2 separate regions of the Mus musculus genome follow, and region 1 is linked to region 2. Evidence: chromatin loops called from intact Hi-C (ENCODE). Cell type or tissue: heart. All regions are shown on one strand. Links, peaks and the distances in the headings refer to the core of each region. The heading gives the core; the rest is flanking DNA. Region 1 has its middle 37 kb from the start of Bcl11b. Region 2 overlaps Setd3 (SET domain containing 3).

What was found. Peaks named below come from ENCODE experiments on the same cell type or tissue, not always from the same donor. Only the 100,000 strongest peaks of a DNase experiment are listed, where the experiment ranks them.
Region 1: a loop joins it to region 2, with 8 times the contacts of the local background. A loop is called at or near these places in 17 of 42 quality-filtered maps.

Annotation. Positions count from the first base shown.
Region 1 is chr12:108,032,478-108,049,193 of GRCm38, forward strand. No RefSeq gene overlaps it. Among named protein-coding and RNA genes, the nearest start is that of Bcl11b, 37 kb to the left of the region's middle. In heart, for the core only: a CTCF peak has its summit at 9,282 (motif pointing right); a DNase peak (open chromatin) is centred at 9,344; H3K27ac peaks cover 269 bases; H3K27me3 peaks cover 1,527 bases.
Region 2 is chr12:108,111,218-108,127,933 of GRCm38, forward strand. Setd3 (SET domain containing 3) reads right to left here. Exons shown (of 13, transcript NM_028262.3): 7 at 7,889-7,947; 8 at 7,025-7,139; 9 at 2,102-2,176; 10 at 913-1,079; 11 at 5-90. Among named protein-coding and RNA genes, the nearest start is that of Setd3, 60 kb to the right of the region's middle. In heart, for the core only: CTCF peaks have their summits at 7,703 and 10,300 (motif pointing left); no DNase peak of the experiment used is centred there; H3K4me3 peaks cover 699 bases.

The sequences.
Region 1 (16,716 bases), core at 4,738-12,737, 80 kb before region 2:
CCAATCCACTGCAATGGGCTGGGTCCTCCCTCATTGACCACAAACTGAGGAAATGCCTCACAGCTGGGTCACATGGAGGCATTTCCTCAACTGAGGCTCCTTCCTCTCGGATGACCTTGATGACAATTTAGCTTGTGCCAAATTGACACAAAATATCAGCCAGGACAGTGGTTTACAGTTCGGAGGGTTCAGTCTATTGTTGGTGGGAGTGTGGCAGCATGCAGGGAGACATGGTGCTAGAGAGGTGGCTCAGAGTTCTAAATCCCGATATGTAAGCAACGGTGGAGGGGGGGGGATGGGGGGGGACACCGCCTGGGCCTGGGTTGGGCTTCTGAACACTCCAAGCCCAGCCCCAATGACACACTTTCTCCAACAAACCACACCTCCTAATCATTTTAAATAGGGCCACTCCCTGTTGGTTAAGCATTCACATATATGGGCCTATGGGGGCCATTCTTTTTGTTTTTTGTTTTTTGTTTTTCGAGACAGGGCTTCTCTGTGTAGCCCTGGCTGTCCTGGAACTCTATAGACCAGGCTGGCCTGGAACTCAGAAATCTGCCTGCCTCTGCCTCCCGAGTGCTGGGATTAAAGGCGTGCACCACCACGCCCGGCCTTATGGGCACCATTCTTATTCAAACCACCACAGTGGGTGTAAGGAGGTCACCAAAAAAAACAAAAAACAAAAAAAAACAAAAACAAAAACAAAAAAAAACTGGCAACAGTAAAAGGTTTCTAAAAGTGCCAACACATGAAAACTAATTCAAAATAGATCCCTAAGGAATCCACTTCTGGTTATGCTTGCTACAAATTTGTTCTGAACATTCATACCAAGTATTCACATGACACGGCACACACTGACACACCACACAAAATTAACCAGCAACTAACCCTGCTGGAGACACCTGAGATCAGACTAAAGACTACTGCAAGTTACTATCCTGTTTGTTTGGTTTTGCTTGTTTGGTTTTCTTGCAATGCTGGGGCTTGAACCTGGGACCTTGTGAATTCTAAGCAAGCCTTCTACCATGGAGCCACAGCTGCAGCCCAATTGTGTTTAATGAATTGCGGCACTTTTGGTGCTTATATGATTTTCAACACATAACATGATAGTTAATTACAGCACACAAAGACTTCTAGTAATTCTCTAACTTTGTTTTCCCTGCATGTAGGTCCTCAGCATGTGGGCATCAAATTGTTACATTGTTGAACTAGACTATAGTATAAGGTTTTGTTTTTAAAGTTACTATTTGAGTTGCTGACTTAAGTTTCATTTTAAAATATATCCTTAAACTAACTTAAGTTTAGGATTAGAATACAATTTATAACGTCTAAAATGATCATAAACATACTTTTCTTGTTCTATACTCTATCAGTTACTTCTCTGTTGCTGTGACAAACACTGTGACCAAGGCAGTTTATATAAGAACGTTTATTTGGGCTTATGGTTCCAGGAAGGTAAGAATCCATCATGAGAGCCGGGCTAATCCCAGCACTTGGGAGGCAGAGGCAGGCGGATTTCTGAGCTCGAGGCCAGGCTGGTCTACAAAGTGAGTTCCAGGACAGCCAGGGATATACAGAGAGACCCTATCTCAGAAACAAACAAACAAACAAACAAACAAAACAAAGAATCCATCATGAGAGGGAACTGTAGCACCTAGCAGCAGGCATGGTGCAAGATCAAGGGCAGAGAGCAAACCAGAAATAGAACAGGTTTTTGCTCCCAAAGCCCACCCCCAGGGATGTACTTCCTCCCCAAACAGTACCACCTACTGTGCCTATGGGGAACATTTCTCACTTAAACCAACACATAGTCCTTATATTCACTTGAAGCAACATCCCCAACATTAACAATGATGATACCAAAATGTCAGTCAAACTCTGAAAATGCTGGAGATTTTCTGCATCCTAAAAATGTCAAATGTTCAAAAAAAATGTCAAATATTCATCCAAGACTTAAGTGTCCGTGGAAACTCGAGCAAACACGCCCATCTAGTTAATATGCAAATTTGCTTTAATGTTTAATAAATGATAAGATGATATGTGTACTGTTTTAAATTAAATATCTTTTGTGATTTATTATTGATGAATGTTTGACTGATGTATCTATATGAAACACCTTAACATGGGGAATTCTTACATAAAGAATTCTTGGGTGAGGGCCAGTGAGATGGCTCGGGGGTAAAGGTGTTTGCCACCAAACCCGATGGCCTGAGTTCAATCCCCAGGGACCCACATGATGGAAGAAGAGAACTGATTCCTGCAAATTATTCTCTGACCTCCATACATGCACTGTGACAGTTGTAACCCACCCAAATAAATAATAAATAATAAATACATACATACATGTCAATTTTTTTCTCTTTCCTGTGTGAAAGGATCATGAGCAGAAAAAAAAATATTAAGCAAGCCCATCTCTTTGTGTCCCAGTTTCGTTTTGTAAACTGGGAGCTGTGAAGCCCCCTACCCAGGCGCGTGAGAACAGAAGCAAGGGATGTGGGGATAGAGGGCCTGATTTTTTGACGATGGTTTTGGCTATGGGAAAAGCTGGCAAGGGAGAAGTAGTGTGCCTATGGTATTTTGCGACTTCTTGCACATCAATAGTTGTTTCCAATGAACAAATAAACTAACAGACATAAGCACACTGCACAGAAATCCTTCAGAAAAGCAGTGGCTCCTGTGTCTGTGGCAGGAACACTGTAAGACGGTTTCCACTACTCAGAGGCTGCGCTTGTCAACGGATCTGTGGCCAGATTGTTTATTGCATCCATAAAGACCCACCTGGGTTGACTCAAGTCTGCTTTGAAATATGTTGATAACTATATTTCAGCATCATTAGCTTCCTTTCAATCCCTGAGCTTGGTCTCCAAGGCCCCAAGAAAGCATTATTCTGAGAAGAAGGCCCCCAGCTGCCCCAGGTGGGCCCCCAGCTCCCCCCCCCCCCCCGGGTCCAGGGCACAAAGCCTCTGACACTGCCCTGGGGCCCAGGTTGTCTGAGAGCCACCTGCTTGCTTGAGGAGCTGCGGTCCAGACAGGGGACTGGTGAGCCCATGGGGCCCACTTGGAAGGAAAGCTGCTCCTCCAGGAGAAGGAAACTTTCTTGTCCCCCTGGCCCGAGGCCACCTTGAGTGCCTGTTTACTCTAGCAGGTGGAGGCCACACCAGGTCCACTCTGGGGCTGCAAGGTGGCCTTTGAGACCGAGAACAATGACACATTGTGGCCCAGCTACAGATAAAAGAGAAACTTGGCCCAGCTGCCAAGCCAAAGCGACTGTCCTTCAATATTAATGCCCCAAGGCGTGCCTGCCCACACCCTGGCACTTTCGCCTTTCCGGCCGTTGGGGAGAAGGCGATCCTGCCGCTGCTAATGGAGGTGCAAAGGCCAACATGCCGGGCACTTTACTGTCAGCTGCTTCAATAATCTTTAACCTTCACTGGCCAAAGGGCTGAAACCCAGAAAGACTAAACAAACAGGGGTTGGGCCCACAGGAGAGTGACTCAAGACTGGAGGAACCAGTAGGCACCCCATCTTTCCCAAACTCTATGTATGCTCCCAAAGTCCACAAAGGGGATCTGAACACTCAGAGCAAGAACTCGAGACCCACTATCTCTACTCTATGGAGTGGTGAGATGCAGGACACCTGGGTAATGAATGCTAGCTTTAGGCTGCAAGTTCAGGAAGGGAGAGCTGATGTCACACTCACTGGCCATATCCAGGTCTGGAGTTGAGGCTGGACACACTGTAGGAGTAACCCGTTAAGGAGAGAAAAGGATGTGTGAGGTATCAGATATGCCCTGGGCTAAGCTGGCCCAGCCCGCCTGTACCCTCCGTTTCCTCACCTGGGCAATGGGCACACCAGCGCCTCTTCTCAACATCATCTGATAGCCACTGCCACTCAGGGAGCATTTGTTCCTAGCAAGGACATCCCTTGCTTCAGGTCTTAGTACCTGGGTAGAGGGGACTTCACAAGCCCCATTTTGCAAACCAGAAACTGAGACACAGAGAGATGGATTTGCCCTAGGGTGATACCAGGTTCTGCAGCCAAGTGTCCACGAGACCCAGGTTGTCCTCTATCCCCTCCGTTATGAATGGAAATACAAAGACCAGCCACGGTGGCTGTGCAACCGGCGAGGGACTGTAGCTCAAACCTTGAACTTGATAGGTGTGAGTTTGTGTCCAATGACTTCCTTGCTCTGAAACTGAGGGGAACTGTCACTTTCCCAATCCTCAGTCGCTCTTCATCTTTTGGGGGTGGGCTGGGGGTTGGTTGTTTGAGACAAGGTTTCTCTATGTATGAAGCCTTCCCTGAGCTGAAACTCATCTGTAGACCAGCACACTGGCCTCGAACTCACAGAGATCCACCTGCCTCTGCCTCTGAGTGCTGAGATAGATAGATAGATAGATAGATAGATAGATAGATAGATAGATAGATAGATAGATAGATAGATAGATGGATGGATGGATGGATGGATGGATGGATGGATGGATGGAGGGAGGGAGGGAGGGAGATAGATAGATAGATAGATAGATAGATAGATAGATAGATAGATAGATAGGAGAGAGAGAGAGGGTCTCTCACTGAACTGACTGACCTGGAAGCCCTTGGCTCAGCTACAGTGGCTGAGATCCTCCTGCCTCCACCTTCCCACTTTTGGAGCAGCCCTCCAGCCTGCAGTGACCGATCCCTTCCCATCCTAAGAAGGTGTGGACACAGCACCAGGATCTGAGTCCGAAACCACTTTAAGACACAAAGACAGAAATCCGAGAGCCCCTCGGGGCTCCTAGTCACTTATTGGTTCACATCTCGGTCTCATTGCCTAACACAAATAGCCGCTGTGTACAAGAAGGAGAAGAAGAACTAATCTGACCCCATCCCACTCCCCAAGCAGCAAGAGCTTGTGGAGGGGTGAGGTGCACCGGAGATTGACAGGGATGTTTTCAGCCTAGAATACGAGTCCTAAAAAACCCTGTTGCACAGTGCTGGTCTTTCTCCTGTCTCAGCTTTGCTTACACAATGTCCCCTCTCTGACCACCCAGGGCTGGGCCTGCCAAGCCTTCCCACCCCTGCTGATAAGGTCTCCTTCCACACCTGGGGCAGAAGGTCACAAAGACTCCAGCAGCAGTTGAAGAGGGTTATGGTCCTGCGGATCTGCACAGGGTGAGGCCTAGGGAGGGAGAGATAAGACTGGACAATAAAAGACAGTCAGAAGAGGGGGGCCAGCAGGGAATGTGGCCACGCGGTGCCATCGCCTTATGAGCATAAGGGACATGCAAACAGTCAGCCACACGGGCCTTATCTCCCCCTCCTGATCTGTAAATGATCACCCAGAGCCCACCACTGGCCTCCAGAGTGACAGCTGCGCTGGTCACACAATAGAACGGAACCACAGGGCACTGGGACTCCTGGGTCAGAGAGGCAGTGAGACTGGCTTGCCTGCCAACTGCCCTGGGCTCTGATCACAGGTTAGGAGGCTACTGGAGCTTGCAGCTGTTTGGTGGCAGGACCCTGTTTGGAGCCAGCTGCCCCTGATCAGGGGCAAAGAGAACCCACCTCTCACTCCCACGCAGACGAGGATCTAGGAAGATCACTGTCTTAGTTATAATTTAAAGGGTTGATCATGGTTGGACTAGGCTCTGTGAGTCTATATGGCCTTAGCAGCATCCAAACAGCCCAAGGCATGAAGCAGGGGAAGATGGCTAATGGTCTGCAGCAATCCTAGCAACAGGCTTATCCGGTGTTTCCCATGTCTCGGCACCACAGGAATGCACCTTCAATACCCAGAGAGGACCTATAATTCCTGACCCCTGGTGTACTCCAAAATCTACCCAGCATTCTTGACAGTCAATAGCTGAGGACAGGGAGCCTTAAAGCCACCATGAGCCTGCTCTCCAGAGTCTTTCTGCCATATATGGGAATGTCACAGGCACGAAGAGAGGCCTCTCGTGTGTGTGCATGTGTTTCCCGTGTGCTTGCATGTTGTGGGGGGACTACATGTGAACATGCGTATGAAGGCAAGAGGTCAGCATCCGGTTTCCTCCTCAATCTCCATCTTGGTTTTAGATGAGGCCAGCAAGCTTCTCCCTCCAGGCCCTAGGACCTGTCTCCAGTGTTGGGATTACAAACATACAGCACAACATGCAACCTTTAAATGGGTTCTGAAGATCCTCATGCTGAGCCATCCCCCCAGCGCCTCTTTTGACACCCTAGAATCAGCAACCTGGGACAGAGCAACTTAGGGCAGCTTCCGTGGCTTCCTCTGCCTCGTGGTCTACTCTCTGCTGTGTGGCTCAGGAATGCAGGACCCAGTCAGGACTATATCGACTTAGCAGCTTAGCCTTACACCGAGCCACTGGCCGGTCCCTGCAAATGGGAAGTGAAGAAGAGTCTGACGTTCCTTTTCTGCCCTCTCCTTAAGTGAGCACCATGATGCTAGCTTGAGTCATGTCCTCCTCTGACAACAGCTTCAACCAGGAGACTTGACCCCACCTTACACCCCTCGGCTAAGGGAGGGCTCACAGCTCCTGCCACTTGGTATCTGTGGCCCCTAACTACAGCAGCAGCCCTGGTGGCTCCTTTAATTCCAGTCACACCTCAGTAAGTAGGTGCTGAGAGAGAGAGAGAGAGAGAGAGAGAGAGAGAGAGAGATCGCCCACACACTGTTGGTGGAAATAAATTAGCATAGCCATTATGGAAAAGAGTGTAACAGGTCCTCAAAAAACAAAAAACAAAAACAAAAAAACAACAAAGAAAAACAAACTAGTATCAACGGCCATATGGTCCAGTCATCCACTCCTGGGGATTCGGGATTTGTCCGAAGGAAATGAAGTCAACATGGGGGGGGGGGGGCAGCTGCATCCAAACAACCCAGTACTGCTCAGTGTCCCCAGTAGAGAAGTGACCTAGGTATCCATTGACAGATGCACACAGAAAAAAAAAAGTGGTATGTGCACACAATGGAATATTACATAGATACATGTAATAGATACATGGATAGAACTGGAAGATACAATGATAAGAGAAATAAGCCAGACAGAAAAATGGAGACACTGCTTGCTCTCAGCTGTAAGGGAAAGGGAAAATTGATTTCATGGAAGCAGAGAATGATACAGTGATCCCCAGAAGGCAGAAGGAGCAGGGAGGAAAAAGAGGGAAGCGAGAAGGTGGTTAGAAACTGCAGGACTCCTTCACACCTGTGGCACAGTAGGGCAACTGTGACTGACAATGAAAGGGCTGTTTATTTCTAACTAGCTGCTAGGGGGATTTTTAAACATATCCCCAACACAACGAAATGATCTGTGGTGGCCTTGATGGATGCCCGGGTGACCGGTATCTGATCTTTGTGTGGCGTGTGCTTCATTGCAATGCCTCCCTGCTGGGCTGGAAGGTGGCTCTTCCGTTAAAAGTTTATACTCTGTCTTCAGAAGCCCTGAGTTCCCAAGACCCATATTAGATGGCTCATAACTGCCTCCTGGACTCTGGGAACACCTACACTGATGTGTGCACACACAAAGAGACAGGTACACAGATACACAATTTAAAAACAAAAAACTTAAGAAAAAGAAATGAGATAGCGAAATTACCATGTATCTTTTTTATCCAAATCGGTGTATTTCTTAAGTTAAGTTACTATACTCTGTACTCACTGCGTAGCCCTGACTGTTAGAGCTCCCTCAGGGAAGTGGAAAGGCTGAGACCCCATCACCCCAGCCCCTACTTCTACGCCAGCAACAAAAGACCCCATCTTTTGAAAGAGATGCATCCTTCCTCCAGCCTGTCCCAAGACAGCTCACTGGGCCAAAACTGAGCTGTTCTCTCTGGCAAGACATCTCTGTGGGTTTTCAGTTTGTAGGGTCTCTCCAGAGAACGACAGGAAAGCGAGTTATGCTGCAGACAAAGGGTGGCAAAGGAGTCATGGTACAAGGCTCTGGGACCTGAGCACTCTTGCTATGTCTCTACCTGAAGCAGCTGCCTGGCAGCCCTTTATGCCATCCAGGAAGCTTGGCCAGGATTGGCTCTCTTAGTCACATCCATCACCATGCGAGCTCTGGAGGGAGCCTGCTGCTCATAGGCACATGGAGTCCCTGGTGAAGCTGAGACCTAGGTAAGAGCTATGACTCAGAGGGAAGAAGAGATGTGACCTGTGAAGGTAGAGACAAAGTCATTTGGGTTTGAGCCCAGCCCAGACACGAAGGGTCAGCAAGCCTAGCACAGGCCAGAAGGCCCAGGTCCAAGTGTCTAGAGCAAGGTCTGGAGAACTGAGAGAACATGATCAACAAGTGACCTAGAAATACCACAGTGACCCCCACCACCTCCTTCTGTGCCCTCTCTAGAGACACATTTGCATCCACTGTCTTGTGCTAATTAATTAATATGCAGATCCTAGAGAACTACAGTTATTACCAGGGCAACCAGAACAGGAACATAGCAGAGCCACTAAGGCAAAGTGAACAGGGTACCAGGCAAAGGTGCCTTCGAAGCCTAAAGATGGGGTATGGGCAGTTCTATTTAACAGCCTCAATCCCCATTTAAACATTGACTGTGAACCTACAGCGTGCACCTCAAGGACAATGTCTGGTCTCATCCTCGCCTTGAGCTCACCTCCCACAACATAACTCTGCATTTCTCAGAATCCTGGGTTTCTCCTAAAATCCCCAGACCGAGGACAGAGAGAATCAGTATCCAGGACCGAATGCATTGTTGAATTTTGTGTCTGGAAGTTGGATGCAGTGGTATGCACACACCTTTAGTCCCAGCACTTGGGATGTAGAGGCAGGGTGATCTCTGAGTCTGGAGCCAGCCTGGTCTACAAAGAGAGTTTACAGTCATTCCAGGCCATAGAGAGAAACCCTGTCTTGGAAAAAAGAGAAATATAAAACAAAAATCAAAACCCAAAATAAAATGTGTGTCTGGCTGTGACTCACTTACAAGCTGGGGGCCTGAGTCAGATCAAGTCTGGATTAAGAGGGACCCCTGAAAAACATTTCTTTGGTAATAAAGTCTTTTGAGTCTAGTTTTGTAATTTGGGGGGCTGTGATTTTGTTTTTTAACGAAAGGTCGAGCAGCGTGCTAGTAAGTTTCATTCTGTGGAAAGCCAGTTGACAGGGGTTTGTTGTGGCACCACATGACAGCGGAAGTGAGGCCGCAGTGAACATCTGAAGTCTGAAATCGGCATAAAGACATTACCCTTCACTACCCCATTGTAAAGTCCATTGAAATCTCCCTTCAACCCTGTGTGGGTGGAGCGGAGTCCATCAATTACAAGTGAGCTCTAACCACAAGGGGGCGCCACTTAAGCTTATAAACCCTGGTCTGGGGCTTTGGTGACACAGCAGCGGCTGGTGATCCCTGGCACAGAGCCATCATGCAGAGAGCTGGTGGTTGGCACAAGGAGACTGGGGTGGGCACCGAGGCCCTGAGAAAGCACCTAGGTGGGCTCACCTGCTCAGCTGAACGGAATGGACTAAGATAATAATTGATGACCTCTAGAGTTCAGGTGGCTTTTAAAAGGCACGAGAAAGTCAAGAGTGAGACCTCGGGACAGCTGCAGTGTGTGGCCTGCACTGTGCCCACGCAGCAAAGAACCACTCCCCTCCCCCCAGGAATAGAGGCTGCATAGAGGTCAGAGCCTGGGTCTGGTAGCTGACCACACAGGCCATAGCCAGGGGACAGGCTTGTAGAAGTGAGAAAACACCCCTGAGCTGAGTTCTCACCTCCTCCCACCTATGTGACCTCTGCTTCCGGACCTGCCCTGTCCCAAGTCCTCCAAACCCTGACCTGTCATGTCAGTGTCCAAAGGAGGACAGCCTTGAACCCCTGAAGCCAAATGACTGACAGGTGATTCCTTCCAGGGACTTCCTGGTGGCTTTGCCGAGTGTTCCATTATGCCAGGGTTCACCCAGAGGCCACGCTCTCATTCCCGGTCAAAGTACAGGGATGTAAGCCCCTAGCCAGCCCTCTTCAGTGAAGGTCCTTGGGCTCCCTAGAACCCTTACCTGCCAGATGCCAGGCTACTTGTTCAGGGTTGCACTGGCCCCACCTTGGCCTCCAAGAGCCAAGCTGGGTATAGTAGTGAACACCTTTCATCCCAGCATTTGGGAGGCAGAGGCAGGAGGATTTTGTGAGCCTGAGGCAAGCCTGGTCAGAGGAATAAGCTGGTGTGCCTGTCTTTAGCAGGTCAAAGACACCTGACCAGCCCAGCCAGCGTGGCTTTGATGTCTGCCTGCCAATGGTGCACGCCTATGGATGTTCGGTGGGTTGCCACGCCCAAGCACACCACCGAGTTCTGGGCACGGATGGGGCTGAAGCCAGGAGAGCTCCTGGTGACTTGATGCCAGAGTGTGGGGACTGGTCTCCAGGACAGGCTGTATCTACCGACCAGCAGCTTGCTGTGGCTGAGCACGCACATGCACACACACACCTCTGTGCACATGTTCTCACACCTACCCCTTGCAATCATGCTGAGATGTAGGGAAGGTGGCCTGCGATGCTGTTGTGGGAAATGTCTGGAGCTTGATTCTCTGACTCCGTCTAGCTCAGACCCTGGCCACAGAGGTCATGGTCTTCCTTCTCAACCCCAGGAGGAGCCTCAGTGTGAATCGACCACACTTTCCCCAGCATCTCCCTTTGGATCAAGCTGGCTTGGTGACCAAGGAGGCCCCTTCCGGAATCAGTATCTTTATGTGCCATAGGCCTAGATCCAAAGTCTTATCTCACCTGACTATGGATCCTAAGAAAGCTGAACAAAACACACCTTGCACTTTTGAGCTCCAATCTCTTGTGTGTACACATCTCAGAAACACACCAGTGTAGAAGTCCACCCCTGTCAACCCACCGATCCAAACATATTCTGGCTGACCTCCCCTACCACCACCTCCCAGGAGCCCTCCTTGATCATTCCTGAAAGCCAATGCTTTCTGTCTAGCCACACCCCTTGTCACCATCTGATCTTCCATCCCATACCTCCCTGAAGGCAGGGGCTGATATATACCCACTGTTCATCATTGGAGCCTTCCCAGAGCTGGATCCTAGAGACGGGCAGGTATGGATGGGAGGGGAAGGAGGCAGGAAGGGCAAGCTGCCTCTGAGCTTCCGCAACAAGAGCTGCATCTCCCGGCAACGGGAGAAGGTTGCTGACTTTTCCATATGTTAACTGCTCTCCTCTTCACTCCAGCCTTTGCCTAAGGAGCAAACTTGGAGTTTGGCAGCGAACCCAGGACTCAGTGCTTCTCTGCTCCTCCCAAGACTCCAAGAAGCATTTTCTTGCTTGAGGAGTTTGCATCCTGACTGGGGGAGAGGGCACTGCCTGGGGACTCCAGTGAAGGGACAGTCTCCTTTTCAGACAGTCCCTCCCTCCCAGACACACCTTTTCCTGACTCCAGTGCCCTGGAGGCATTTGAAAGCAGGCCTATGAGGAGCCCAGCCACCCTGAGCCAAGGGCCTACTGCTCTGTCCTTGCCCTGTGAGCTGGCTCATCAAGGAACACAGCTATGCCAGCTTCATCTGGCTGGTGTCCCTGGTCCACCTCCTGTCCTTACCTCCACCTTGGCCTCCTGACCTCTCCAGTGACTCTTACTGTATCCACAGCCCTCCAAGCTTCTGGCTGCTGAGACTCTGGTACCCGAGGTCAGTACTGGAGTCCACCCACACGTGTGGGCTGGCCTCACTCTGGTCTGACCCAGCAGCATACCTGGTGCTTATGCCTAACTGGACACGTTCCTTCCACCAAAGCTGACCCATTATCCGTAAAATCATCTGAACCAACGCTGACCTCTAGCCTTTGGACCACAGGGGGACAGGGAGGTTGGAGCTGAGATCCAGTGTCCTCTTTGGCAGAACACATTGGAAGCCCTCATCCAGCAAGGTTTGCATGGATTCAGAAGCTATGTTCCCATTCCCATCACTCCAGTGGCCCAGCCCGAGAGGAGGAGGGAGTGGCTATATTGGGGTGGGCAGTATAGCCGCCACTTCCACTACATTTAGCCCTGTCTCCAAATAGACACTTTTCCAGGGTCCGTGATTAAGAACATAGACTTAGCTAGAGTTCAGTCTCCCCTCGTATTGTCTGCGACGTGTGATTTAAGCCCTGAGTCTCAGCCCCAACATCTGAAATGGGGACAATAGTAAAGATTCTTGTTTCTTTGCTTATTCCCCCCCCTCCCCCCAGGAGTCAATTCTCTCCCTCTACCATGCTAATTCAAAGATTGAACTCAGCTCATCAAGTTTGGTCACATCTTTACCCACTGAGCAATCTAGCCAGCTTGTTTTTGTTTTTTGAGGCATGAGCCGGTACAGTTCAGGCTGGCCTTGAACTGGCTATGTAGTTGAGGACTGATTTTCTGATCCTCCTGGGATCCCAAGTTCTACAGGTATGTGCCACAGAACCCAGTTTTATGCAGTGCTGGGGTTTGAACCCAGTACTCTATACATGCTAAGAAAGCACTCTACCAACTGAGCTACCTCCATAGATTAGAGAAAGTGATACGCATAGAATCTTAACTCAGAAAGGATGTTAGCTTAGTTGCTATTGTTATTGTCTATCAAGAAGCTAAGGGCCTGGGGTCCCGGGCTATATTTGTCTGAGGAACAGATGCCTCCTGGTCCTTATGAGTCAAGCACAGGACTGAGCACAGAGCCTGCAGGTGCTCAGAGGTGAGGCTGAGATAGACCGTAGGTTCCCTAATACCCCAGAAAGGTAGACAGAGCTGGACCCAGCAAGCCTTCCCCAAATGCTGGGGAGTGGAGGACAGAGCAGCAGCCATTCTGGGGCCCAATGGCATGTGCAGCCCAGGCTCCAGCAGCTGTGGGAGGTTGGGTGGCCAGGGCCAGGGAGGAACAGGGCTGGGAAGAAGCCCTCAGGGCCCTCTGCCCTGGCAGTGGCTACAGCTCCCATACTTCCCTAAGCCAGAATAGTAATGCTGTGGAGGTCCTTCACCTTCTGGAATGGGAAAGGAATTTCTTTTTTCCTTACTGGAAAAAAAAAATTGGGTAATTTGTTCTTAACTCCATGAGACCCCCTCCAGCATCTTTCTCTTATCTGCCTTCCAGGGGATACCACTGCGCCCTACTCTTTAGTGTAGGCTTGTAGAGGAAGGACGTTTGTCTAATCAGCACATATTGATAAATGTATCATTTCTAGCCAGGCATGGTGGCTCAGGAGACTGAGGCAGAGTGGGGAACATCAGGAGTTCAAGACTGACCTAAGTTATACAGGGAGTTCCAGTCCTGCTTCAGGGTGAGACCTTGTATCAAAAAAGATTTAGCTGACAAGTAACAATTTTATAAGTTTATAGGGTACAACATGGCCTACACACACACACACACACACACACACACACACACACACACACACACGCACGCACGCACACACGGTACAACTGGTCCACACACATGCGCACACATGCGTACCCGCTTGTGAACACATACACACAGGTAAATATGAAGTGATTCCCTCAGTAGCCCCACAGCTTCACTCTGCACCAGCCACACCCTGATATTTCCCTCTTGAATGGCGGTCCCACCTTGTCCCACTGCAGCTGACCTGAGCCAACTGTCCAGAAGCTCACAGAGTACAGCTCAGAAACACACACGCAGGGTCTCACAGCCCAAACCACCTGCTGTCTGCCCTGGCCTCTGCCTGTCCTGGCTTCTGTCTGTCCTGACCTCTGTCTGGCCTGGTGTCTATCTGTCCTGGCCTCTGTCTGCCCTGGCATTTGTCTGTCCTGGCCTCTCTCTGTCTATCCTGACTTCTGTCTGTCCTGGCCTCTGTCTGGCCTGGTGTCTGTCTGCCATGGCCTCTCTCTGCCCTGGCCTCTGTCTGTCTGCCCTGGCTTCTGTCTGTCTGCCCTGGCATTTGTCTGCCCCGGCCTCTCTCTGTCTGGCCTGGCCTCTGTTTGTCTGTTTTGGCCTCTGTCTGTCTGCCCTGGCTTCTGTCTGTCCTGGCATCTGTCTATCCTGACCTGTCTGTCTGCCCTGACCTCTGTCTGTCTGCCCTGGCCTCTGTCTGCCCTGACCTCTGTCTGTCTGGCCTGGCCTCTGTTTGTCTGTTTTGGCCTCTGTCTGTCTGCCCTGGCTTCTGTCTGTCCTGGCATCTGTCTATCCTGACCTGTCTGTCTGCCCTGGCTTCTGTCTGTCTGCCCTGGCCTCTGTCTGCCCTGACCTCTGTCTGTCTGGCCTGGCCTCTGTTTGTCTGTTTTGGCCTCTGTCTGTCTTCCCTGGCATCTGTCTATCCTGACCTGTCTGTCTGCCCTGGCCTCTGTCTGTCTGGCCTGGCCTCTGTCTGCCCTGACCGCTGTCTGTCTGGCCTGGCCTCTGTTTGTCTGTTTTGGCCTCTGTCTGTCTGCCCTGACTTCTGTCTGGCCTGGCATCTGTCTGTCCTGGCCTTTGTCTGTCTGTCTGTCCTGGCTTTTGTCTGCCCTGGCCTCTGTACCTCCCTCTGCAGCAAACCAGCCAAGGTTGATCCTCTGGTTCCTCGGAAAGTGATGAGACATTGATGAAACAAAGAACTAAAACAAACAACGCACCTTTTCGAAAACTTAGGGTGAGATTTAATCATTTTTTATTCACACATCAGATTTAGGAGTGGGGACACCTGGGTGAAGAAGAACAGATGCCCCGGAGAAGGAAGGCGCCGCCATCTTAGATCTGGTCTCAGGTGGGTCTTCAAAGAGTTACCGCATATTACATGGTGCACACGCCCCTTACCTTTACCGAGGTTCCAGCCGCACTTGTAGATACCCAACGCATCATGGATGGGATATAAAATGTCCCCGGGGGCTCTTAGGAAGGCTCGGTCTCTGGCTGGTAAGGCTATTTTGGTAAGTGGTGGAAATTTTAGAAGGTAGAATGTAGCTGAAGGAAGTGAGGCCTTTGAGTGGCAGATCCTTGTCCCTGCCTCTTCCTGTCTCTGCTTCCTGACCACTGTGAGGTGAAGAAGCAGTTCCTCCAAGCAATCCCACCTCTGTGGTGCTCTGCCCCACCACAGGGCCACCACAGGGCCACCACAGGGCCACGTTGACTCTGAAATCAACCTAAGCACTCAGATACTTTGTCACATCCACGAGAAAGGCTCTAATAATAATTTTTAAAAAAGGTCAACTCTGGTCTGAAAATACTAATTGGAAAATTCCAAAAATAACTCATAAGTTTCAAGTTGGTTTTACTATATCACGTTATTACAACTGTCCTATCTTATTAGCTGCTGCTCCTCTCTTACTGCGCCTGATTTACAAAGTAAACAGTGAAGAAAAACATGGTCTACTCCAAGGGCTGCTCCCTGGTTTTCGGCCTGGGAGGAATAAACTTGGCATGCATCCTCCTGCAGGCTGCATATCCCCCGTGGGTCCTGAGATGGGTCCTGTATGGGAAGATAATCTGTGAGAACTCAAGAACAAAGCAAGATCTCGTAGAAGGAGTAGGTTCACGGGAGTCTTACCAATGGCACATGTAGTTAGAATTTCAATCCTAAAAGCCCATATAAAAGACACACAAGCCAGATATTTTACTTCTAAGCCGTATGCCTAGATAGAGCAGACCCAGGGCTATACTGACTTATTCCCCCGGCTATACTGCTCCTTGTTACTTGCTGTTTCTCCTGCCCATAACGGCCTCCTCCTCCTTAGCCTTCCTCTTCTCTCTTACCCTTCTCTCAAACCTCCAACCCCACCTTTCTCCCTCCACTGCCCAAGCACAGGCTCTAGCCTTTTATGGACCAGTTAAATTAGGGAGAAAGTTCACGTGGCATTGTTTGAGGATGCTGAGGGGTGGGGGAGGCAGTCTCATCTTGAGGAAGCAGTATTTAGCATTGAAATGCAGGCAGCATCAGACTAATCCACTGTAGGCATATCCTTTGCACTTAAAAATAGTATTTGTGGGCCTGAAGGGATGTCTGGGCTCAGAGAACCCAGGTTCAATTCCCAGCACCCACATGGCAGCTCACCACTGTCTGTAACTGCAGCTCTAAGGAGTCTGACACCATCACACAGATATTCATGTAGGCAAAAATGGCAGTGCACATAAAAAAATAGTAAATAAATAAACAATTAAAAATAGCATGTGTGCCACTTGAGAAGACACAAAAAGTATTATTCCCTTTTTTGAGAGATTTATTTAGTTTTATCTTCCGTGCTTGATTGCCTGTGTGTCTGTATGTACACCTTGGGTACGCAGTGCCTATGGAGGCCAGAGAGTGCATTGGCTCCTGGGTGGTTGTGAGTTGCCACTTTGAGTACCAGGAACCAATCGCTCACCCCCACCCCAGTCCTCTACCAGAGGAAGAGGTGCTCTTAACCTCTCAGCCACATCTCTCCAGCCCCGAAACACAGACTAACCCTCCCTTCAGGAAGGAAGCTCATCTGCTTCCTTCTAGCCCCAGCTCCAAGGGCTGCTCAGCACCTGTGCAGACCGTGACCAGCTCCTGAGAAAACCTGACCTGGGTCCTGCCAGACCCTACGTGACCCAGACCGGCCGCACTTGGGTTCCAGCCACGGGGAACGGCTTACGGCTTACGACTGCTGGAGGTGTTAAGCGTGGGAGCCTCGAGTCTGTGCCTGCAGCCACGGAGATGGTCAGGCCTCCAGGGTACACCAGAAGCCCTGGGCCTGTGGTGCTCACAGCAAAAAGAGCTGAGCGTCTCCCAAGAGCCTCAGCAGAGAGATCAACAAGCAGTCTGGGCTTCCAGGTAGCTCCAGAGCCAACGTAAAGCAAACTATGGCTCAAAGGTC
Region 2 (16,716 bases), core at 5,539-13,538:
TTACCTTCGGTCATGCAGAATACTCGGAGAAAAGCTAGAAGCTGGGCAGAGATGGGCGGCTCAGTGGAATGCAACGCAAAAACACTGGATCTGAAACAACAGAACCTGCGGTCAGACCACAGCTCCTCAGGAGGAAGACGCCCGGCCACACACCACACACCAGCAGTGTCCTCAAGGAGCAGAGCTGAGCCTCACTATATGACAGGCATGCGCCTTGGAAAGCGAGAGGCTGGTGGGTGGGGAGGTCCTGCAGGCACTGGCCACCCTTGCCAGATGCCTACTGCCTGCCGACCTGACTCTGGGCCACGTGCTCATGGTGAGAGAAGGAAACCCACCCACAGTCCTTAAGCAGCACTGACAGTCATCCATGCCGAGCTCACACTTTATCATTAGCCAAATATTGACAAGTTCAATAAAAAAAAGTTCAGAGAATCCATTTTCATTAAGAATGGCTCCTCTAGTCCCTGGAGAACTAATAAATCATAATTCTCACCTTCTCATCACTTCACACCTCCAGTGAAAGAAAATTTAAAGAAACTAACCAGAAATTCAAGGAATCACTGAGGTCATGACTTCATTACAGAAACTAATGGTGGCAAAGAATTAAACAAAACAAATTGATCCATGTCATTAACCTTTTCAAGGTGAAAGACATTAATGACACCAGAGCACTTATTTAACTTAACAAGGACTGCAGGCCAGATCCCCTGGAACTAGCTGTGGACGCTGCTAGCAACACACTTATATCTATCTGGAAGCACTGGTCTGAATCTTGTGTAACAGGGATAAGGGGATTAAGGCTACTTACTTACTACTGTGGAGGAGTTTTATTAACACACCAATTAAACACTACGTAATGGGAATACTACATGCACCAAAGGGAAGTGCCAAGCCACATTACTGTGTACGTACGTTGGGATGCCAGCCCGAGCCAGGACCTCAGCCTTCATGGCGTAGAGCCTGTCACTTTTACTCACGCCCAGCTTAATTTTCACTCTGTCGTGGGAATTATTGTCAAAGAAAAAACCACTGTGGATCACAAACTCTGCATTTGACCGAGTGCCATAAAAAATGTAAATCTAAGATGCAGTAAAGAAGAAAATAGGACATAAAACAAACTTAGTATGCATTCTTAAAACAGAGCAGAGCAAGCAAAAGCTTAGTTCTCATATATTAGCACTACTTTAAAGCAGTAGACAGACTTCTAAAGTAACCACACATCCACTTGGTTAAAGCCTGCTGCATGGAAGGTGAACGTGTGCAATCCTCCTACGCTCCCAAATGCCAAATGCATACCTAAGGAGAGTAAGCCCAACGCACATGTCTACCACGACGAGGCAGGGAAGATGGGCTAGGCTTAGGGAGATACTGACCCAGGACGCTAAGCCTCTCCAGACACAGCCTCCTCTAAAACTGTACTTTAGAATGTACCATGTCTTCCTTTCCTTCTAAAACAGGGGAATACTCTAGAATAGGCCTTTAACTTAACTCCTGTCAGAAACCCACTTCCACAGCTTGTGCACTTTCACACTAACAGGCTATGAACGTTTCTCAAGAGAAGACCAAGTGGAAGGCAGTGTCTGTCTCTATTAGTTTTTTACTATGTGCTGGGTTATAAAACTGATAAATACAGAGATTTATAGATGTGTATTTCAAATTGACTGGGAAACTTAACTGTGCCTCTACTCAAATTATTAGATATAAAAATATACATATCACAGTGAAAGTCTAAGAGGACAGGAATGATTGTTCTAACTCCCTTAGGATTTAGCTACCTAAGCCCCACCTCTTTTAAATACTACCTCTTTATAAAGAAAGAGGTAAATAAATACTACCTCTTTATAAATGTTTTGTTTGTAAAACAAAACATTTGTTTCAGTATTGTATGACAAAACCTATTTTGGCTAACCACAGTATCACATATAGTGGTTCAGTTGTGCAAACAGCTACATTGTTTTCTTCAAAGTACAATTCTAAGCATCTTTCTGACTCAAGATTTGGTCAGTGTCCCAGCTCCTCCCTATGCCCAGTGCCTCCTAAGGATAAAAAGCCACTCCTCAGTGCCCATGGGTTGGCTCTCAGCTAGAATGCAGAAACCTACCTGATCTCCAGCCTGAAAGTCCTGCAGAGCCACACACTCACAGCGGTCATCTTCCAGGTTATAGCCAGTTGTGATCTAGGCAGGAGAGAAAGAAGGGTGAGGAGGCAGGCGCCCTCAGGGCAAAGGTGTCGAGAGGTGCTAACAGGGCAGCAAAGAGCCGGTAAGGGTGCCAGGCATTTCCATGCACATCAAAGACTGTACAGGAAACTGCAAATCTGAAGTAAATCAATCTCTCTTGGGAAAAGATAATGTGCATCATTTCTGGGTCTCCACCAAACACACTATTAGAAAATTACTGCCTTTGAGCCCAGAGTAAGGTTTCCACAGATGACAAAAGGCCCACACCCACACTGGCCGCCCTGCCTATTCACGACTCATGGGGGCCTTTGGGGTTTCTGTATTTACCTACAAGTGTTACTTTTATATAACTTTTGTCCAGGGAGAAATCAATGTGAAGAAAGGATTTAGTTCAGTGATAGAGCACGAGTTTAATATGCTCAAGGCCCTGGACCAGAAATACCAGAAATACATAAAAAGTGGGTTTTTCCTACTATTTAAGAATCAAGAAGACAAGAAAAGAGCCACTTCTAAGTCACAGACACACTTTACTCTGTGATTACAGTGACCTAAAACTTTCAGGTAAGCAAAGGCAAAGTAAATAGTTATTCGTCCCTTTCTTTTTACTAAGCGTTTTTAAGCCCATATGGTAGGTACAGACAGTACAGAAAAGTCCCCTATCCTGACCCCAACCCATGGCACACTTGTCTTGTCTCTGCATGCAATACACAGATGTGACTGCTCTTAAATGCCCATAAACTCTTAAATACCCTTTGAATCTTCTTTTCCAGTTTCCCTCATGCCTACTCCTTGCCCTTGCTTTGTAAACATGTAGTCTTCAAACCTCTTCTGAGTGGTCTAGGCTGCAGCACTACACTTCTTTACACTGCTCATCACAGAGTGATTCTGGATAGTGCCAAGTTCCCAGGAGGCCTCAGAGCCTGGTGTTCTCTGCCACATAGGTCACAGTCCTGTTCCCTCTCGTAGTAGGGTGTTGATAGTAGGAGTCATCTTTAACTCCTACTCTTCTTTGAGACTCAGAAACCATTCTTCTTTTGGGGAACAACCTCCCCCCCCATTTCACCTCTCCCTACCCTCTCTCTTCTATAGCTACCACCACATACGCCTATATAACTGCCTTCCCAGCCTCCATGAACCAGGAATGTTTTTCAAATCAGAGTCTCCAGTGTTTGATGTACAGTCTCTAACACCCGACACTGCCTTTGAAAAGACTGCCTTGAGGCACAAACTCCTGGGGGGGGTGGATCGAGGCCCGATTAAGTAAACAGTCCATCTGGATGCCCCATCCCTCAGAGCCTCCTAGACTGTGTATACTTGTTCTGGCTCCTTTTGGTCACACTCATTCCATCCTGGAGAATCAAAGACTCACCTATTAAGCAGCACCACAGGAGAAAGAGTATGACACATGACTCCCTCACACATACAGAGGACATAACCATTTCCATCTTTGTTTCAATTTCCTCAGAGTATATCCATTATTTGCATCATGTATGAAGAAGGAATGACGTTATGCATACGTGTTGATTCAACTTGAAAAAGACAGCGGAAAAACTAAAGAAACAGATTACAGCTGTGTCCATGTGTCCTACTCTTTTGTCCTAGACCAGAGTGTATATGCTTGTCACTTCAAAGCAACAGATAACGAACCTCCTAAAGTAATGGGTGGAGGCCGGTGAGGTGAAGTACCACCTGCAATCCAGCACTCAGAGCTGAAGGAGTTCCAGCCATCTGTGACTACATAGCAAGTTCAAAACCAACAAAACAAAACAAACAAACAAACAAACAAACAAAAAGCATACCAAAAACCCCAAAGGAACTATAGTATATGGGCACTGTAGGAAGGTCACAGAGGATAAGGAGGGGATTGTGTGACAGAACGCCCAGGGTAGCTGGCCTAACCTGACACTAACTCTAAGTGTCAGGAGCATCTGAGGAACAAGTGTTCTTCGCAGGAGCAGCAGCAAGCACAAGCACTGACGGGGCTGTACTGGGATTAGGGACAGCAAGAAGTCAGAAGTAGGTGAGACTGTACATGTTTATGAAAACTGGGGTTTTGATCTGAGCTGAGATTCCAAGTATCTTGGGGATTTTCACCAGTTAATCAGAGGGCCCTGAAAGCTTTCTACCACAATGACTGACAGTCATGTATGATACTCTCACCACAACACACACAATTGTCTATAAACCCCTTAGCAGAGACCCTCTCAGGTAAACTGACAGGAAAAAATCCATCAACTCTGATCATTTTGGACAGATCCAGCAAGATTAAAGATACACATTTGTAAAATGAGGGCAACTGTGTGGTGGTAAAATGTTTGCTGTGCAGGCATAAGAATAAGAATTGGATCTCTAGCATTTACGTTAAGTTAAATAAACAAAGAACCCAAGCACAGTGGTGTGCATCTTTCACACCCTCACAGAGGGCCAAAGTCAGGGAAACCTTCTAGACCACCTAGTGAAAGTAGCAAGCTCCAGGGTTACTGTGTGAGACCTTGTCTCAAAAATATGAGGTAGAGCTGGGTGGTGGTAGCACACACCTTTAGGGAGCAGAAGCAGGTGGATCTCTGAGTTCAAGGCTAGCATGGTCTACAGATCAAGGTCCAGGACAGCCAGAGCTACACAGAGAAATGCTGTCTCAAAAACCCAAAAACCAAACCAACAAAATATGAGGGGGAGAACACTAGAGAAAGCCATGCAGCCTTGACCTCTGGCCTCCATCCACACAATACTAACAGTGTACACATACACACACACACACACACACACACTCACCCCTGCACAAACCTGTGAACATGTATACATGCAAGAGTATTCACACAGAGACATATTTCCTATAGCTTAGGAATGGGCCTAAGAAAATCTTAAAACCTGCTTCTCCAGGGGCAAAGGACTTCACTCCCATTCACCAGAATCCTAGGCAGCACTTCTTCTGCCTTGCTGCCACCACAGAGAGTCCCTAGGGTCCGGTACTGTTGAAAGCAGTCAGCACTAGTGGGTTACACCTTTCTCCTCAGTTCCCCTGTGAGAGTCTAATGGCAGGAGAGTCCACACAGACACACAGAATAAAAGCCTTTCCCTGAAAAGCCAAACCTTGAGTTCAAGTACCTCATTTTAAAGGAGGTTAACTGGTGATGAGTATGATAGATATGCAGCTTCACAGTTGGAAACTGCATTCCTTAAATGCTGCCACACTCAATGCCCCATAAAACCTCATGGCAACAGAAAAAAAATCAACTAAGGTATCCAGTTAGGTGTGTGGGACAAGGATGACATATTGGCTTCTTGAACAACCTTTCTGAGGGTTAGCAGAGAACAATGGTAGATTACAGGACACACAAATTACATTAGAGAAAAAGATATACCAAGAGTTTTCTGTTATTCTTAATTTGAGATAAACTCAAGAGTGCACAGTTTTACCATACCAGCAGGGACATAACACCAATGCCCAAACTCAGAACACCCATGAATATGTATGTAAGGGTGCCACAAACAGTCAAAAGACAGAAGAGAGTGGGACAGTACCCTCAGTTGCAGCAGCCTTCCGTGCAGCTAATAATCCAGAGGACACTAGGATTGCAGGGGACAAGAGTGGCTTATTTTATTTTACTAGAGACTTCTGTATTATTTAATTCTTTTTGATTATTTAATATTGGAAATGAAAATAAATTTTAATGATCAACTCAGTTTGGGAAATAGTGATCTAGTTCCTATAGAGGGATAAGAAAACACAAGGGTCAGATATTTAAACTTCAAGCTTATCAGTTTAAAAATGTCTCTCTCTAAAGGAAAAAAAAGAACAAAGAATATAAAAATTATATGCATTAATGAAAGTGTAAAACATGCTACTATTTCTTAGTCCTGCTAATTAAATTAAGCATATCTAAATTAAGACAAAATGTAATTATAAAAGTATAATTCTTCCTAGCTACAGTTCAGATATTGTGAAGATCTGAAAGACTACCAGAATTAGCAGGAGGAATTTGCCTTGAGTGTTTGCTGCACAGCGCATGTGCTCAGGCCTCTGTATAGATGGAAAATAATCACTTTCAGCATTTCTTTAATCTATTTATAATATTGCTAATAATAACAAAGCAAGCTGGCACTGCAGAACAGGAATCAAACCCAACTCACCCTGCAGGCCAGCTATGCTGAGAACTTCAGAATGAGCTGGGTTTGTCAACCCCCCCCCCCCCCCAACACACACACCTGTGTGAGTCCTCATCAGAGAAAGCTTCCGCCCCATGTCATCTGGAACCCAAGAATGTGGAGGAACAGGACTTGCCCTCTTCCCTTACAGAACTGGCCACAGGAAGACGCTTCCTGTCTTCACTCAGCCAGCCACCAGGCAGCCCTGCACTTGTGCCCAGAGCCTAGCACACACACCTGCCATACACAGGCTCCAGAGCAAAGCAGGTAAACCATAGTGGCCGAGGAACAGAGCAGGGCAAGGGGCGAAAGGAGTCAGCAGAGAACAGAAAGAAAGAGCCATAGAGAGAGACAGAAAGATGAAAGGTTTTCTTCAATAAATTCCTACTTGTAAGAGAATAAAAAGCAAAGTGGCCCATTGAGCCTGTGGTCCAGTGAGACAAGAAATGACTGTGAGAGCTGGGGCTGGGGCTCAGACCATACAAACGCAGTCGCCGCAGTCTCTCACAGTGCTCTAAGATTGGAGTTTTCAGTCTTCAGTATGAAGAGACACCCAGCTTCTATTAGAGGCAGGCAGGGAAGAGCAAGGGTTGCTTCTGCTTGTCCTGGAGAGAGCTGGCAGGGGAATAAGGAGCCAAGGAGAATATGCACTCAGAAGCTCAGCAGCCCCCAGCCTCAACCCCAGGAAGAGATCTTTACCAGGCCATTGGTATGATTGCACATGTCCCATAAAGGAATCAGAGCCAAGGTCACCCGGGAACCATCCTCTGTAGGAATTTGGTTTTGCCGTGTCATAACTGATGAGACGGCCCACCTGTTACAAAAAAATAAAATAAAATAAAATAAACAAATTAAGAGTAAATTTGTGGAAAAGCCACCCCCACAAGAACACACTCAATTAGGAAATTGAGGTTGTGAGTGGCTGCCAGTTTTCAGGCTTTTTTGTACCATTTAGAACTAAAGGCAGAATTGAGAGGAGGAGGGGGCAGAATGGCAGGAAAGGAAGCCTGCACACAGCCCACCGAGTATGCAAAGGAACTAGGAGAAGCAGGGGTCTCAACCTACGTGGTGATGAAACTGCTCTCTCCAAAGCCAGCTCCCCCTCACCCAAACGCTGACTTCAGCGGTAGGCAGGGCTCTGAGCCTCACTGACCGACCAGTGGGTGCTGCTTCTCCTCTCTAACAGACCCCTCCACGGTGTGGACGAGGCATGGAACACGGCACTTTTATTACATAGCACAGTCCGTTAGCTCTATGTTCCAAAGAATCCCTGCTTCACACTAATGTTAATCTACTTAAAAGAGAAAAAGTCCTTTAGCAACACTTAACACTAATGTTAAGCCCAAACGCCCCTTGGCTACCTCAGGCAAGCTACTGGCATTACAGGTTCACAGCGGTTTCTTGGCAGCTGTCAAAACGCCAGTGCTTATCGAAGCCGCTCACCCTGGCTTTTGAGACCGCCCTATTTCAACACTGTAAGTGGTCGCAGCAGGCCACTTGCTGCCGAGCTGCCCTCACTTCCAGATCCTCAGAAACCACCCGCAACACAGCGCCCTCACAAACCTGTAGTCCTCGTAAGTGAAAGACTCCTTCAAGGGCAGTTTGTTGGCATGAGGATGGGTCTGGGAATCAACGGTTTTAGGAAGCAGAGGTGGGGGGGAAAAAAGGGAGAAAACAGAAATCAGTCAACAGAATTTCATTATTTAGCTGCTAACAGATCCTAACAAGAGCCAAATGAAGCAGGAGGCGTCCAGCCGCGCAACTGAGGGATCAGTGTGCTATTGTGCCCTCATACATCACTGTCAACTTAATTTGTTGTGCCCAGCGGCCGCCATAAATCTGCTCCTTCACACTTCCATCCGGAACCCACAGACACCACACAAGACAGTGTAAGGTGGACTGCTGCACAAAGGCAGGCACACCCTCTGCTACGAGTACGAGCTCTGAGGGAACATGGAGCCTGCAAAGCCAATAGGGAGGCTTGCCTCTCCCGGGGTCTCATGCTCTGCTAGATTTTATTCTCTTTGTATGTCACAAGAAGCAACACTTACAAACCCTCTAGTACGTTGGAAATACTCTCACATTCTCTAATAACACTTGATGACAATCGACTTAGGTGCAAATGAATTATTTACACAGTAAATGTGGATCAAACACAGGAAATCAAGCAAAGTCAAGTCTTGTGAGAGAATGAAGTAAATTATACAAGTAAGATAAAGATAACACAGACAATCATTAAATTACTTTTTTCTCTAAACAAAAGAACATTTGATAAAATATCCAAAACTTTACACATGGAAGAAAATTTTATAGCTTCACATTCCCTTTTTATAATGCCCTACCCCTTAGACCTGTAAGCACTTAAAACTCTGTCTCAATTAAGGAATTAAAGCTGTAACAGTGTGATTTTAACCTTAAGTTTCAGTTACAGTCTGAGACAGATTGCAGTTAAGTGATCAGATTAACAAACGGTTGTTTCTGAGCTGGAGACCAGATCTGCGGAAGCTGATCGTGTGCCTGCTAGTGTGGCTCCACGCAGCAGTTTTAACTCCAGGTACGGCACGGCAAGTGCACTGCAATTCATCACCGCTCCCTGTACTGTGCTGGCTGGTACTGTGCGCAGGGCAGTAGGGAATGAGGCAGAAGTGGCTCAAACCGTAAATCACTCAGAAAAACAAAAGCTTGTCCTTGGTGCATAATCTTAGACAAATTATATATTACAAAAGGGGCTAACTGGGTGTTAGCTCCCAGGTGCCTGCTTCTCCTCTCTTTATAGCCTCATTTTAAGCCTTTGGAAGAAAAGTCAAAATGTAAAACTGTATTTACATAATCTTTAAGATGCATGTTGGGCCAGGTGTATCTGTACATACCTGTAAACACCAGCACTTGAAAGGCTAAGATGGGAGGATCAGAAATGTGAGACCTGCCTGTGCTACCTAGCTAGTACCTGCCTCAACATAAATAAATCACAATGCGATAAAATGAATATTGTACTAGCAATGTGCAATTAAATAAGAGACTTTAAGGGGACGTACAGAACATGACAGGGCACTTCCAGTCTGGTTCAGGAAATGGTATGCTAGGGGAGGTCAGCCCCGCCCCACCGGCCTGCCCTGGAGCCTGTGCTCTGAGGATTCGAGGTATGCCTTCCTCTTACTTATCACATTTAGCCAAGACAGAGTCCAGATTTCCCTTTAAACATACTAATCACCATAAGGCCCTTTCCTCTTCTCAAAACTAACCTGGTAAGAAGAGACAAACTGCAAAATAGTAAGGAGAACGGATTCTATTGACCAATTTTCCTTTCATTTGTAATAAAGTGAAATCTCATTTTATCTTATGATTGAAAACTTTGCACACCCAAATTCTCTTTCCAAAGTCTAAAAGATGCAAAAATTTTATTTTTAAAAAATGTTTTAATTCTCTTAAACTATGGAATTTACTATGGCCTTTTGAAAGTTGGTAAATACCTATGTGAAATCTCAGAAATAATAAAATTTTAACACCCTCCCCACAAAAGGCTGATATTAAATAAGGGAAAAAATTGACAGTTTTCAGTTTTGAAAAGCACTTAAACATTCTTCCAACAGTTGAGTTTCTTTATCTTGGATTCCTCAAGAACATGTATGGCCACTCCAGGACTAAGAAGATGGAAGGCTAAACCAATGTGCACCTTCTAATAGTTTGCATATATCCTGCATGACCTAACAGTTCTGATAAAATCATTAAAAATAAAAACCTCAGTAAAAAAGATGTGTAAGTATATTTTCTGTGTGGTTATATAACATTTTCAGAAACAATTAGAAATAGCTGTTCTCAAAAAACCAGGGTGTGCCTAGTACACATGATCCTGTATGAAAGCCAGTCTGCACTGACACATGAACCTAACAGTCGGAAGCACAATGTGGCACTGAGGCACAGCCAGTGCCTTCCTCCTCAGCAGGCTCTCTCTACTGTGACGCCAGCACCATCTATTGGCAGCATCAAAGAGTGCATGCAGTCCCTACCAGCAACATTCAGCTTCATTTGAATAAAATCAGGTTTCTAAAAAAAATCAAACAAACAAACAAAAAACCAAAAACAAAACCAATGCCAGTACCTTTCATCTGAATATAGTATTCTTGAAGGATTTAGAGGTATTTGAATATCAAAAATAATTCATCTATAATTTTTCTTTAATGTTTAATACTTAATGTTGGAAATAAATGGCTTCCCTTATTTAAAAAAAAATGAACAAAACTAAGACAAATGTAGATTGCAAACAATTTTCATTTAATACCTGAACAGAAATAAAAAAAAAAACTTTCACTGTTGACTAAAATTAATTTGAAGTGAGCTGAAAGCTTATCAAATGTCCTCACGTGATGAAAATATTTCACTCCTAGTACAGGGCAAAGATACTCTGCTCCCTTCTGGAAATAAGTCTGACCTGCTTCCCCACGGCTTTCCCTGGATTTTAAAGATTTCTGCAGTTGAACCATGAACCTCATTCTTGGTGGCCAATTGATTTTAGTGTCATAGTTTCCCAGACAACGGTTTGCATGTGGGACCAGTTTAGAGAATCCTCAGACAGACCCAAGAAACAGGCCTCCAACGGGAGCCGGCAGGGGCTGACTCACTAGCTGCTCCACCCAAAATCCTAACAAACAGCGTCCGAAACTAGACACAGGCTTCCTTCCAATCATAAACAACACATGATTATTTCTTGAGCATAATAAATAGTTGATGTGGAAATAAACAACAGCACAGCTTTTATCAGACGGGGAGCATGCAAGGCTGAGTTTCTAAAGCCAGGGCTGGTGATGCACACCTGTAATCCCAGTTACTCAAGCAATGGCCAAACTGGGCTACATAAAACTCTACCTCAAAAATAAGTGAAAATTAAAATAATTCTAGACTCTCTCTGCAAAGTCGGGCGACCCTCTCAAAGCTCTCCTTTTTCCGTCCAAAGGAGGAGCCCTCAATAAGGAGGAACAGCAATATTGTACCTGTACAAAATAATCACTATGTCTGGGAAAGATTAATATCTAAAATTGTTTGTTTGGCTTCAATAAAAAGAAGCAATATTGCTAAATATGTAAGTATGACATTTTGAAGAATTTACCATATTGCATGGGTCTGGTAGTGATGCTTAAGGAAATTAAAAACCACTACAGTCAGCATAGTTGATCCTTATTAAAGTGCTGTCACGAACTACCACTCACATAAAACAAAAATAAACCAAGAAGAAATTTAAATAAAATCTATGGATTATAAGTGTTTGAAGATGGAAAAATGAATGATATTCTGGCTTTTAAAATTGATTTAGCATGCAGCTTCTCTTTATAGTCCCTTGATAAAAATGAAATCTCCCTAACAAACACTTAATAAAAGCTGTCAATATCTCTGAGAAGAAAAATGACACAAATGCATTAAGTATTAAATACCCTTGGAAAAAGTCACATATTCCATGAATTTTTGATGTACTATCTTGACATTAATGTAAAACCTTGATATTTATAATTGACAGATATTTAATAAAGTATAAAAGAAGATGGCTGCTATGCAGCATGCAAATTCCTCAGGCTGAGAGAGGAGCGATCCAGGGTGCACTTACATTAAATAAACAGTTACTGTGTATCACACAAGTCAGTGGCAGTCGTATTTTAAGCTCTTACAACAAACCTCTGTGAAGAACCAAACAAGTACACTCCATTATTATGTGGATCCCTAACCCGGAATCGTTTAGTGTGCAAAGCAGCTTCGAAACGTTAATAGTTGTGCACAGGAACAAAATGTGTTTGAATCAAGGGTGGGTTTGCGTTTAGCACCAGGAAATAAGCAGTTGTAAACATTTAAAAATGCTACTTGCATGAATATGCTCAGGTATTTCCTAAAACAATTCTCAAATGAAACAAATGTAACCTATCTAAAGGCTGAAGAACACTGATGTTCTATCTTCTGATAGATCATCATTTGATGTAAAAACGAAAAAAGAAAGATACCAACACATAAAGGGCCCAGAGCACGAGTCTTCCCAAAACCCATCATCCCTTTGTGCTGGGGTCTCTTATGCCTGGACTGCTTTGCTTCAGGAGGCCAACCTGAATACAGCAGTCACTTCACAGAGCCACTCCATATGCTAAAAGGGAAGTTGATCAGTCCATAAAAATGACTCCTAAAAATTGTATGTTAAAGAATTTACAACTGTTGTAATGCATAATCAATTAATTCTCAAAATACAAATGCAGTCCAGCACTGCTCTTTCAACAGTTACAGGAATGCATTTCATAAGTTGTACCTAAGTTTGTTCTGATGAAAAGCCATAATACTGTGTAATTAAACTGACGATTAAAATACATTTATCTTACATGCCTTAAACATAAATTAAAAGGAACATGGGTTCATCTGCCAAGACAGACACACCTAAGTCCAAAGATGACCCCATTTCTCTTACTGCTACCAGGATGAAACCAGACACAGACCTTCATATCTGATATTGGACGCAGTCACATATGTTTCATAACTGGGATGCTTTGCAGGGCTTCTGAGAGAACATCATTTGATGTACATTGATAAGTACTTCAGCAAGTCAGACAAGAGAACAGAGACGCGGCAGACAGCCCCGTCAGCTGTCACCCAGGTCTGGATGGAGCCCTTCTCCCTTTGAGACGATACCAGAGGAGGAAAGGAGGTTTCCCTGGAAGGAGGCAGAATGAAGGGGAGATGCAAGATGGGAACTAAAAGGACGCTCCATGACCAAGGCAAGCCAGAAACAGCACACATCACAGCACGAACCTAGGAGTCAATGAACCCTCTTCTCCTATTGTATTTCCTAGTGGACACAGAACAGTTTAACAAGGACAAATCATAAAGCAGCCATTGAATCTACAACTTAGTTCTGATGCCCATAAATCAGAATCAAAGCATGGTTCATATATTCAGCTCTTGAAGGAAAAATCAATTTTTAAGACTTTTATTTTTAAACACAGATTACATTCAATTCTTTGGGGAATTTTTTCATCATAAAGTTCTTCAAACTCACTCAATATGATCAAATAAAAATTTAACTACATCGATACACATCTAATCAAGAGTTCCTGCTTTTTGCTCACATGAGCGCATGTACACACACATACACACACAAACATGTGTGCATGTAGGGGAGAGTAGATTTTTATCCTAGCAAATATATATCACCTTAAAACAAAATATGAAATTAGAATAACAATATTGATCATTACATTTAAAAATACTTTTTAGATGACTGAATCTATAGTCTACCTGCAATTTAAATTTAACTGCAGTTTGCTAAAATATTACCAAAAAACCATCTCTACAGTGTACTTATTAGTTACCATGTGTATACACTGAAGGAAAATCAACCATACATCAAACTGTGCCTAAGCCAGCCACATATGAGCTATCAATCACTTATTTACTCAAATATTTACTGATTTAGAAAGAAAAAAAAACTAAAAATAAGTTAACAGTAGACAATTAAAAGTTATACATCAGAGTGAAAAATTTTAAAAAACAACAACTGATCCATCAACAAGTCTTGCATACCTGTGAAGGCACATGAAGATCCAAAATTAACATCCAGCAGAGCCAGAGGAAAGACAGACAAGAAAAGAAGCTGGTATGGCGAGGCCACAGTCCCAGCCCCTCTAGGTGGTCCATCCTCTGCAACCTCCCAAGTCGCTGGAGCTGCCAGTCTAAGGCATTTCCTTTCCCTGCTAGTAAGCTACGGAGGCAGATACACGGTTTTAGCCACCAGCAGTGAGTGTTTCCATTGCCTTTAGAGCCTCAAAGACATCTTTCCCTCCAAGACAGAGGAAAGCCTTCATCCCAAGTGAGGACAGCTGTGACAAGGGCACCTGAAAAACACCTTACCTGCACAGGCCTGCACAGCAGGTAAGAACATGGGAAGCAAACCCTTTACAAACACCACCTCAAGGGCCCAGAGAAGCGCTTCCAGGGAACACAGACAGATACACACAGAGACACACAGAATTGTTTCTGCCATCTAGGTGGCAAAGAACCATGCCAAACTTTTTTCTACTGTCTCTGAACATCTCTCCATCTTAAGAATCCAGCAAGCAATATATATCAAAAGATGGCCTAGTCGGCCATCACTGGAAAGAGAGGCCCATAGGACTTGCAAACTTTATATGCCCCAGTACAGGGGAATACCAGGGCCAAAAAGGGGGAGTGGGTGGGCAGGGGAGTGGGGGTGGGTGGATATGGGGGACTTTTGGTATAGCATTGGAAATGTAAATGAGTTAAATACCTAATAAAAAATGGAAAAAAAAAAAAAAAAAAAAAAAAGAATCCAGCAAGCAACAAGGCAAGCTCTTACACCGCCCTGCTCACTCCAGGAATATAGTGTTCACCCTGGGAAAGTCAGCCGAGGAAACTGCTGGGCCATCTCAGTGTCTCCATTCAACCATCTGAAACCTTTTTCTTTTCTTTTCTTTTCTTTTCTTTTCTTTTCTTTTCATTTCTTTTCTTTCTTTTCCTTCCTCTCCCTCTCTCAGCTTACTTTTACACTCCCTAACCTCAGACATCTCTGCTGCTTGACAAGAGGATTCAGCCAAAAGAAAGCCACATTTCCTGGTCTCCATTAAGGGGTCAATGTTTACTCAGAAGCAAAATTCCAAATCCTCCTCTCCATGTTAAAAAACAAACATCATAAAATGGAGAAATCAACACAATAGCAAAGCAGTTATTTTATAGGAACATATTTTCACCAAAAAGCAAGCTAGCAGTATGTGGTGGCACACATCTTTAATACTCATGAGATAAAGGCAGGCAGATCTATGCAAGTTCAACGACAACCTGATTTATATAGTAAGACCCTTCTCAAACGATACCTCCAAACAAAAGCAGACAATGATTTCAGCTGCACAATACAGTTTACTTTTTCATTGTCTAAGCTGGGATGACCATGATCAGGAGTGTGCACTTCAAGCCTCTTCCTTTACAGAGTGCTGACATCTAGAGTGCATCTATAAATCTTGACCTAGGAAAAGAATGGCCTAACTAGACACAAGGAAGTGTTCTATCTCCAAAACAGCAGGAATACAAACAATGACTGCCAGCTCTGTATTTTGTGAAGGTTATCAGCAAGAACCTTATTGGTGTATACTTAATTACCAAAATTCTTCCAAAATAGGCACCACTGTTATGATGGTTTGCATATGCTCAGTCCAGGGAGTGGCACTATTAGAAGGTGTGGTCCTGCTGGAGTAGGTGTGGCCTTGTTGGAGTAGGTGTGTGGGTTTTAAGATCCTTATCCTAGCTGCCTTGAAACCAGTTTTCTGCTAGCACCCTTCAGATGAAGATGTAGACTTCTCAGCTCCTCGTGCACCATGCCTGCCTGGATGCTGCCATGCTCCTGCCTTGATATTAGACTGAACCTCTAAACCTTTAAGCCAGCCCCAATTAAATGTTGTCCCTATAAGAGTTGCCTTGGTCACAGTATCTGTTCACAGCAATAAAACCCTAAGACAGAAGTTGGTACTGGAACTGGGGTGTTGCTGTGATAGACCTGACCATGTTTTTGTTTGGAAGAATGTGGATTTGGGAACTCTGGATTTGGAAAGCCATGGAATGTTTTAAGTGGGGCTTAATGAGCCATCTTAGTAGGAAAGTGGAAGACTTTGTTCCTGTTAGTGATTTGAATTGTGCAGACCTGGTCCAAAACAGAAGAATGTCAGTATGTGGCCTAGAGACGGTTTTGTGGATTTTACTGAAGAATGTGGCCCTTGTCTAAAGAGTTTGCCTGAGGTTACGGTGAAGAGATTCAGATTAATCGCACTGATAAGAAGGAAGTCTCAAAAAGCCCAGTAGAGACTTTGTTCTCTAGTTAAGTCTCATGGAGAGCATTTTGAATAAGCATAGCAAGCTTAGAAAGGAAAAATATAAACTATATGGTTTGAGTATTAAAGGTACATCAGGAAGTGAAATGGAGCCAAATCCTGTGCTCTAGGAGATAACAGATTGAGGGAATGGGACTTTGGGGGAAGACCCTGCTCAGCTAAGTTTTGATCCAGGCATGGTGGTAGACACCTTTAATCACAGGAGATAAAGTCAAGCAGATATTTGAGTTCAAGCCCAACCTGGGACAGAGCAAGCTCTAGTTGAACAAAAGCTTAAGTCTAGGCGTGGTGGTACACACCTTTAATCCCAGGAGACAGGCATGGAGATCTCTGAGTTTGAGGTCAACCTACAGAGCAAGATCCAGGACAGCCAAGCTTAGTCAGTGAAGGAGTTGGAAAACAGAAAGCTGGTGATAATGTAATAGAACATGGGGGCCGGCCATGTTCCAGCTCCTGCAAGCAGCAGAACTTGGCAGCTTCAGCTATGTGGCTCTGGCTTTAGAGTCAAGAATAGAAGAAACTACTGGG